2 separate regions of the Homo sapiens genome follow, and region 1 is linked to region 2. A link is a contact called in ENCODE Hi-C or POLR2A ChIA-PET data. All regions are on one chromosome and are shown on one strand. Each heading gives the region's core, a stretch centred on a gene start or an enhancer-like site at or near the end of the contact. The rest is flanking DNA. Distances are from core to core; before and after follow the strand shown. Region 1 has its middle 45 kb from the start of LINC01624. Region 2 has its middle 230 kb from the start of LINC01624.

Region 1 (3,619 bases), core at 489-2,988, 180 kb after region 2:
GCTCTGAGGTCAGCCCTGCTGTCTGTGCAGCTCCACCTCCAGTCTCACCATCCCCACAGCCCTGCCCCAGTAAGTTCACTGGACGCTGGATGCTAGATGCTGGCCTCGTCCGCTTGTAGCCTTCACCCCTGCCTTCCGAGTATTGTCAAGTGAGAGGCCCGCTCACATCAGTGAATGCCCGGTACTGCAGGAGGAATCGTGATCTGAACAATCAGATTTGAATATCTTTCATAAGCCTTCTTTCTAAATCTCCAGCGAGCTCACACTTGCCTGATGGAATCTAACCGTCATGCCCTCCCCGTCTTGGCACCCCAACAACTTTTGCAATATTATCATGACCTGGCAAGAATGTGCTGTTTGCAGATGCAGGCGACCGCGTGTTCTTTGTTGACATGCCAAGCAAAGGAGGCTGGAAGAGGAGCCCTTCCAAGATGCCACCTGCAGTTCTCACTGCTCTCGTCACTACATTAAACATATTTGGCCGCTGTTAGTCAGTTCGGATAAAAATACAAGTAGATTTCAGCCGTGTTTGGTAATTCCTAAGAGAAGGTTCACTGAGTCCCACGAGGGGCACCAAGACACTTTATCCCCCAAGACGCCCACCAGGAAGACAGGTGCTCCATGTTCCGCTGGTTTCCACCTCACACTGTGAACGGTGGTTTGTGTTTTTCAACAACACCCAAGGCTTTTTTTCTTTTGCCTTATAAGGAGTACTTTCCCCACGTGGTCAGCAGTGTAGGGACTGGTGTCCTCGACTGCGGAATCTGCAGGGCCTGTGCCCACTGCTCTCTCCTGCCTGTGTGTGGGCCTGACCTGGGGCCCCCTGCTCTGGATATGCCCAGGACTTCCCCTTGGTGTAGCCCCGGAAGTCCTGTGTCCTGGAGCGAGGCCTCTGTGCCAGGCAGACCAGGGTGGTTGGTGGGGTCCTGTGCCGACCTCCTAAAATCACGCCCCCTTCCATTTGTCTTATAGCAAACAGATTTTGACAACACAAAGCTTTCTTTAGAAATTTAAGGTTGGGCACGGTGGCTCATGCCTGTATTCCCAGCACTTTGAGAGGCCAAGGTGGGCAGATCACCTGAGGTCGGGAGTTTGAGATCAGCCTGGCCCACATGGCAAAACCCCGTCTGTACTAAAAATACAAAATTAGCCAGGTGTGGTGGTGCGCACCTGTAGTTCCAGCTACTTGGGAGGCTGAGGCAGGAGAATCGCCTGTACCCGGGAGACCAAGTGAGCTGAGATCGAGCCACTGTAGTCCAGCCTGGGCAACAGAGCAAGACTCCACCTCAAAAAAAAAAAAAAATTAAAGTGCAATTTTTAGTGAAGGCTAAAGAAAAATGGTGGGAAGAGCTGAGGGATGTGATCTCAATCCTGATGAAGGCCTGAGAAGAGCCATCAAAGGAGTCAGAACCAGAATGGGATTCTAAGGAGCTCTGGGGCCCCTCCCTCGTCCTCAGAATGCATGGCTTTTATTTACACGTGACGTAGTCTGCATTTGCCGGGGGACTGCTGGGACACTCCAGCAGGTTTTCCATCTCGAGTTCCTGTAACCAGCAGCGAAGGCATCAGAACGGCCACACATTACCAAGCTGGGGTGCATCCTGCCTGGTGGCTTCGCCCTGATCCTTGCTGCGTGGCCTCAGCTCTTCTCCCTCAGGAGCTGCAGGGGCTTTGGTCCCTGCCCCCTGTGAGACTGAGGCACCAACAGCTGCCTGGTTCTCAGCACTTACTGGGATTGAGTTGAACATCACATCAAAACTTGCAGAGAGCAGTGGTCAGCGGCCCCCAGGCTGGGCTAGTGCCGGTGACTCAGCCCTGAGCACGCAGGAGGCAGCCTGCCTGTGCCCGGCCCAGGGCCCTGGGTTTCCCCTTTGCTTTGTTCCCCAGGGGGTGCTGGCTGGCACGCTGTCTTGGAGGGGCAAGGAGACGCCAGCCCAGGCAGTTTCCAGGGCAGGCCACAGCAATGCCTGGCGTGCGTGGCGGTGAGTGTGGCCATCTGGTCATTAGGGCCGAGCTGCTGCCAGCGCCAGCGGCTCTTTCTCCGTCTCATTCCAGGGGCTTTGGAGCCCACGACAGAGATCCTGGGGAGAGCCTGGCTAAAGTTCATTCTCATGTCTTCTCCATCTTGGACAGAGAGAACGACTTGCACTGTGGGAAGATGTACACCTGTGCATGTGTGTTCTTGCGTGTGTGTGAAGACTAAGACACCAGGTGTCAAGGACAGCAGGAGAGTGAGGAGCCAAGGGCGACATGGACCTCAGAGTCCCAGGGAGCAGGAGTTGCAGGAGGAGGAGCAGAGGCCAGCTAAGGGCGGAAGACCAGGACCTCGTGCGAAGCAGAGGGTAGGGAGGCCCAGGGCAGTGGCCACAAAAACCAAACAAGGGACAAATTCTGCCCTGTGTTGCCGAGGAGAGAGGCTTCGAGCTTTGTTCCCCACGGGAGCTGTCATTGGAGCAAGGGGACAGATGCAGGGGGCTCCCGCACTGGCTGTGCACCAGGCTCTCACCCTCTCCTCACCCACGCGCCAGGCTCTCACCCCCTCGTCACCAACCACACTTCTTGGCACGTTTTCTTGTTAATTTCTAGCACGCTGACTTCCATGATAAAAGCTGCCACACACTTCAGAGCTAGTAAGAATGAAGCTGTTGAGGGAAAATTTGCTTCTCGTAAGTGGGTAAACCCCAAGAGCTCAAGCTGATCAGGTCCCGGTGGATAACACACCTCCTGCAGCTGAGCCTCCCACCTCACTCTCAGCCACTCACAGAGGAAGCCACTGATGCGGACGCTGAAGGTGTCCCCCAGACCCTCAGCTCCCTCCAATGAGCCCCCAGAGCAGGAGGCCTGGTCATCCACCCCCGTGCACAGCAAGTCAGTGCTAATGTGCCCTCAGCCCTCAACTGTCCTGAAAAACATGTAACAAAACATTCAGAAAATGCATGCACCCAGGAGCGTTGCAGAGTCCATGACAAACATTCACCGCCACACTTTTTCAGGGAAGGAATAGGGGTTGGTAACACTCTCTGGTCCAGGGGCTCGGGGAGGTGAGGCGGCTTCTCCACACAGCGAGGGGTCCGCTCCAGCCAGCATGGTCTGCAGACCTCGCACAAAGTGCCTGGAAGTGCTCAGGGCCATCCGAGGGTGAATGTTCTGCTCCCTCAGCTATCCTTGCCCTTGGCACACCCGGGCTGCAGACGGCCGGCAGGGAAACCATGGAGGAGGCCACGCGGCAGTGCCGGTATCTGATCACTCACCCAGAAAGGAGGCAAGTGAGTGGATTGTCAGGTGAGTCGCAATCCTTTGGAAATCGTTCATCTTACCTAACATTTATTCTAACTCCCTCTGAACCAGGCCTCCCCTGCCCTGCTGGATAACAGAGAAGTGACAGGCAGGACGTGGAATCCCACGCAGCTGTCCAGCCCTCCCCAGCACTCATGGCTTTGGGCTCCCAGACCTTGGCCCAAACCTGGAAATTTTACCATAGCCAGGGAAGAGGCTGAAAATACCACAAGAATGGAACCTTATAGCTCTTGGAGATTTCTGCTTCTAGCCGAGTGGGAACCAGGAAAGGCAGTGAAGCCAGCAGCCGTGTCCCGTGGCCTCCTGAGTGTGGGATCTGTCA
Region 2 (3,694 bases), core at 761-3,260:
CTGCCACTGTGACATGAAAACCACCCGGGACAGTTTGTGATCAGAAGAGCAGGGCTATATTCTAATAAACTTTACTTGATTTGGCTCAGTTCAGCCCAGTTTGCCATAGGTGGGCAGCATCTTGGCTGGCAAGATGATAACGAAGCACCCCAGCTCTGAGCCACCCACATCTCACGTCAAATGGTAAGCCCCAGTGTTGCAGGTGGGGTCTGGTGGGAGGTGATTGGATTATTGGGCGGATTTCTCTCCTGTGCTGCTCTCGTGATGGTGAATGAGGGCTTGTGAGATTTAATTGTTTATAAAAGTGTGTGGCACCTCCACCACCCCTACCCCATCATCTCTAATCCTCCTCCTCTGGGCATGTGAGACATGCCTGCTTCCCCGTTGCCTTCTGCCTTCTGCCATGCCTGTAAGTTTCCTGAGACCTCCCCGGCCATGTTTCCTGTACAGCCTGCAGAACCATGAGCCAACGAAATCCCTTCTCTTTATAAATTACCCAGCCTCTAGACATTTATAAAGAGTGCAAGAACAGATTAATACACTTACAGACTTGTGGCAGGACAGGTGTGACCCTGGGCCAGTTTTCAGCCCCTGCTCAAGGTCAGTTACTGTCTGGAAACAGCCCCGTTTCCCTTGCAGATTCAGAAGGGAAAGGTCATGTTTCTAAACATGGAATAGGACATGGCGATTGTTGAGTCACACTGGAGAATTTGATTTGAATATAATTGGTTCACAAAACACTAGAAGCTAATGGATGCAAGAGTGTGGCCATAGTAATGATTTCAGGATGTCTTCCCAACAGCCCCGAGTGACAGATGTGTTATCATTTCCTTTTTATTCAGACAAGAACATTGAGGCTTGAAAAAGGTAAATTACTTACTCAAATTCCATGTTTAATAAGTAGGACTGGGATTTAAACCTAAGAGCTAACAGCAAAGCATTTTAGACCGTAAAGTATAAGAATAAGCGTGAATGCGATTCTCAGCCCAGTGTAAGACCAGGTATCGCCGGATGAGAGACGGCCACTCCTGGGAACAGTGGTGAAGCTGAAAGAGCCAGTCCTTCAAGGTGGATCCTGAGTGGCTAAAATAGAGCCCAGCGGCCGTTTGCTGTCTATAGGTCATACAAACACAGAGTCCCCCCAAAACCGCACCCTTGCACCTGGGATACTTTCTGGGCTCACCTGAACCAACCAATCAGAGCTCACCTGATCCAACCAATCAGAGCTCACCCAATCCAACCAATCGGAGCTCACTGGCTTTGGCCAAATCAAGACCCGACTGTTATCAACTAATCAGAACTCAGCTGCCTTGACCAATCAGAACTAAGCAAGTTTGAATCCTTCATTTGGATACACAGACCTGACTGAGACCTGGGTGGGAGCTTTTGCTATAAAACCGGAACGTTCCCTTTGTTCTCCAGGTACATTTGTTTACACCAAAGGCTGCATCTTCCCGGTTTGCAAACTGTGCACTGGAGTCTCCTTCTTCCAAACTCCTTTTCAGAGGATGTGTTTACTCTGTATTTATAACTTCAGGAGCGCAATCGCAGCCACGGTTTCTCTTGTTAGTGCTACATTACTTTGATTTTATAATCAGCCAAAATATTGTGATAAAAAAATCCCCTTTTCATAATCTGCGAATTTTAGACGTCACGTGGTATGACTCAAAGTCATACCCATTTCTTCCCAAGAAGAAAATTTACTCAAAATCCATAAAAGATTTGGCTCGGTTCGGCTCAGTTGGCCACAGGCAGGTAGCCTGTTGGCTGGAGGAACAGAAACGAACGACCCCCACTCTGAGCCGGCCTCAGAGACTTGTGGTCTAGCCGAATGCTCCCTGTAGAGGGAGATGGCTGTTTGTGTGTCCTTGGTGCAGGGATGGCAGAACAATCTGACGTCCGTTATTAACACATTTGTCATATCAGCCACCTCTTTAAACGGGTGTCCCAGAGTAACAAGATCCAGAAAAATGCCAGCAGTCTAGTTGGAACACAGGGTCCCACTGGCTGAGATACTGGCTGTCCTCAAGTGAGGACAGGCGCTATCAGGGACTGCAGCCACAGCATCCACATGTCAGGAATCAAAGGCCACCGTTTTCTCCGGCGTTTACATTCAGGCACGGTCCCCCTCGCCCCAGATCACATCTTCAGAGTCTCAACAGCCCAGCCACTGAAGAATTGCTGCAGCCCTGCATAACCTCATACCTGTCTGGTACGGATCCACTAGACTAAAGGCTGAGGTGGAAGAGGCTTTTGTGTCCCTCGGTGCAGGACAGACTTGTCCCTGCAGAGAAGTATTTACAATGAGGGCAGAGCTGGGGTGTGAAGGACCCTCCACACGGGGCTGCTCCCTTCTCCCTGCAACGCCACACAGGAGGCGGTCTCCACAGTGCCTCATCCCAAATGGCAGTGTCTAAGTTTGAACACTGTGTGGCCCTAACAGCACTGCCTGCGTCAGTGGCTGAACAGTCAGTTTTGAGGCAGGTGGGCCGTCTTTCACACAGGTAAGAATAGATGGGGAGACAGCATTGATGTGGCCCAGACCTATGACCTGTGAGAGAGCCTGGATCTCCACTGGCCAGTTACCCAAAGGAGGTACAAGTGAATGTGCCCACCAGGGGCTGTGACACATCAGGTGTAAAGTTGTTATCACTATGCCTGGCATGTAACAGGCTCAGAAAACACTGACCATTATTTTGCAAGAAAACAAGTAGCTCAAAATAGCCACAGTGATGATGAATTGGCAGCACTGCCTTCATTTCAGGATAAGGAAGCCGCCTGGAGGTGCACACCCAGACTGTACTGGGAAAGGAGGGTCCCTGAGCTCGGATCTGCACACCACTAACCAGCCCTTTGTGCAGGAGCCCTTGAGCTGTGGCCCTGGCTCACACCAGGTAAGAGAAAATATCTGTGGTCCTAACTAAACACAGCCAAACTTGGATGCCAGAGCCTACTGCCAGATGCATGTCCCCAGCTGAAAGGTGGCCACTGTGGCTAAGTGAGAGGGCTGGTTCACATTCCACAGAGCCTGTGCTCACAGTACCTGCATCCATGAAGCTGTGTCCACGGATCCCCATGTTTCAGGGACCTATGCTCCAGGGAGCCGGCAAATTGGAGACCCACGTTCCACAGAGCCTGTGCTCACGGCACCTGCATCCATGAAGCTGTGTCCACGGATCCTCACGTTTCAGGGACCTGGGCTTCAGGGAGCCAGCAAATGGGAGGCCCACATTCCACAGAGCCTGTGTTCATGGCACCTGCATCCACGAAGCTGTGTCCACGGAGCCCCATGTTTCAGGGACCTGTGCTCCAGGGAGCCTGCACATGGGAGGCCTATGTTCCACAGAGCCTGTGTTCACAGCACCTGCATCCATGAAGCTGTGTCCACGGAGCCCCAAGTTCCAGGACCTGTGCTCCAGGGAACCTACACATGGGAGACCCCCGTTCCACAGAGCCCACATTCCCTCTCTCCTCCATCACTTCTTCCTGGTCCTCGAAGCGTTTCTTTCAGGTCTGCCTGGTACTGCGGCTGCTTCTGAGGACTTTGGACCTGTGGGCTTCTCTGTCTCAGTGGGACCTTTGTCATCCCTGCTGGTCTAGTGGGAAAGCACCCTGAGCACGGCTGGCAAGCCAGCAAAATGAAGAAATGTGTGTGGTGCTGTCTGGCCAACTCCAGACTCCCAGCACTGCAAAG

What was found. A loop is a pair of places that touch in the nucleus more often than their neighbours do. ChIA-PET counts read pairs that join two places held with the same protein, here RNA polymerase II (POLR2A). Pooled maps may share reads with other maps.
Region 1: a loop to region 2 is called in a map of gastrocnemius medialis, with 12 times the contacts of the local background. The contact joins two enhancer-like sites. A Hi-C loop is called at or near these places in 1 of 168 maps with a recorded cell type or tissue (gastrocnemius medialis) and 5 of 50 pooled maps. POLR2A ChIA-PET finds 5 or more read pairs at or near these places in 2 of 52 experiments (A673 and activated CD4-positive, alpha-beta T cell).

What each region holds. Positions count from the first base shown.
Region 1 is chr6:170,225,958-170,229,576 of GRCh38, forward strand. No RefSeq gene overlaps it. Among named protein-coding and RNA genes, the nearest start is that of LINC01624, 45 kb to the right of the region's middle. RefSeq lists an enhancer at 1-480 and a silencer at 332-550. Within about 2 kb of position 1,739, at least 8 of the 41 ENCODE cell types and tissues checked have a DNase peak (open chromatin) inside an H3K27ac peak, as active enhancers do; they include gastrocnemius medialis, where a contact is called at or near this core.
Region 2 is chr6:170,041,681-170,045,374 of GRCh38, forward strand. No RefSeq gene overlaps it. Among named protein-coding and RNA genes, the nearest start is that of LINC01624, 230 kb to the right of the region's middle. Within about 2 kb of position 2,011, at least 3 of the 41 ENCODE cell types and tissues checked have a DNase peak (open chromatin) inside an H3K27ac peak, as active enhancers do; they include gastrocnemius medialis, where a contact is called at or near this core.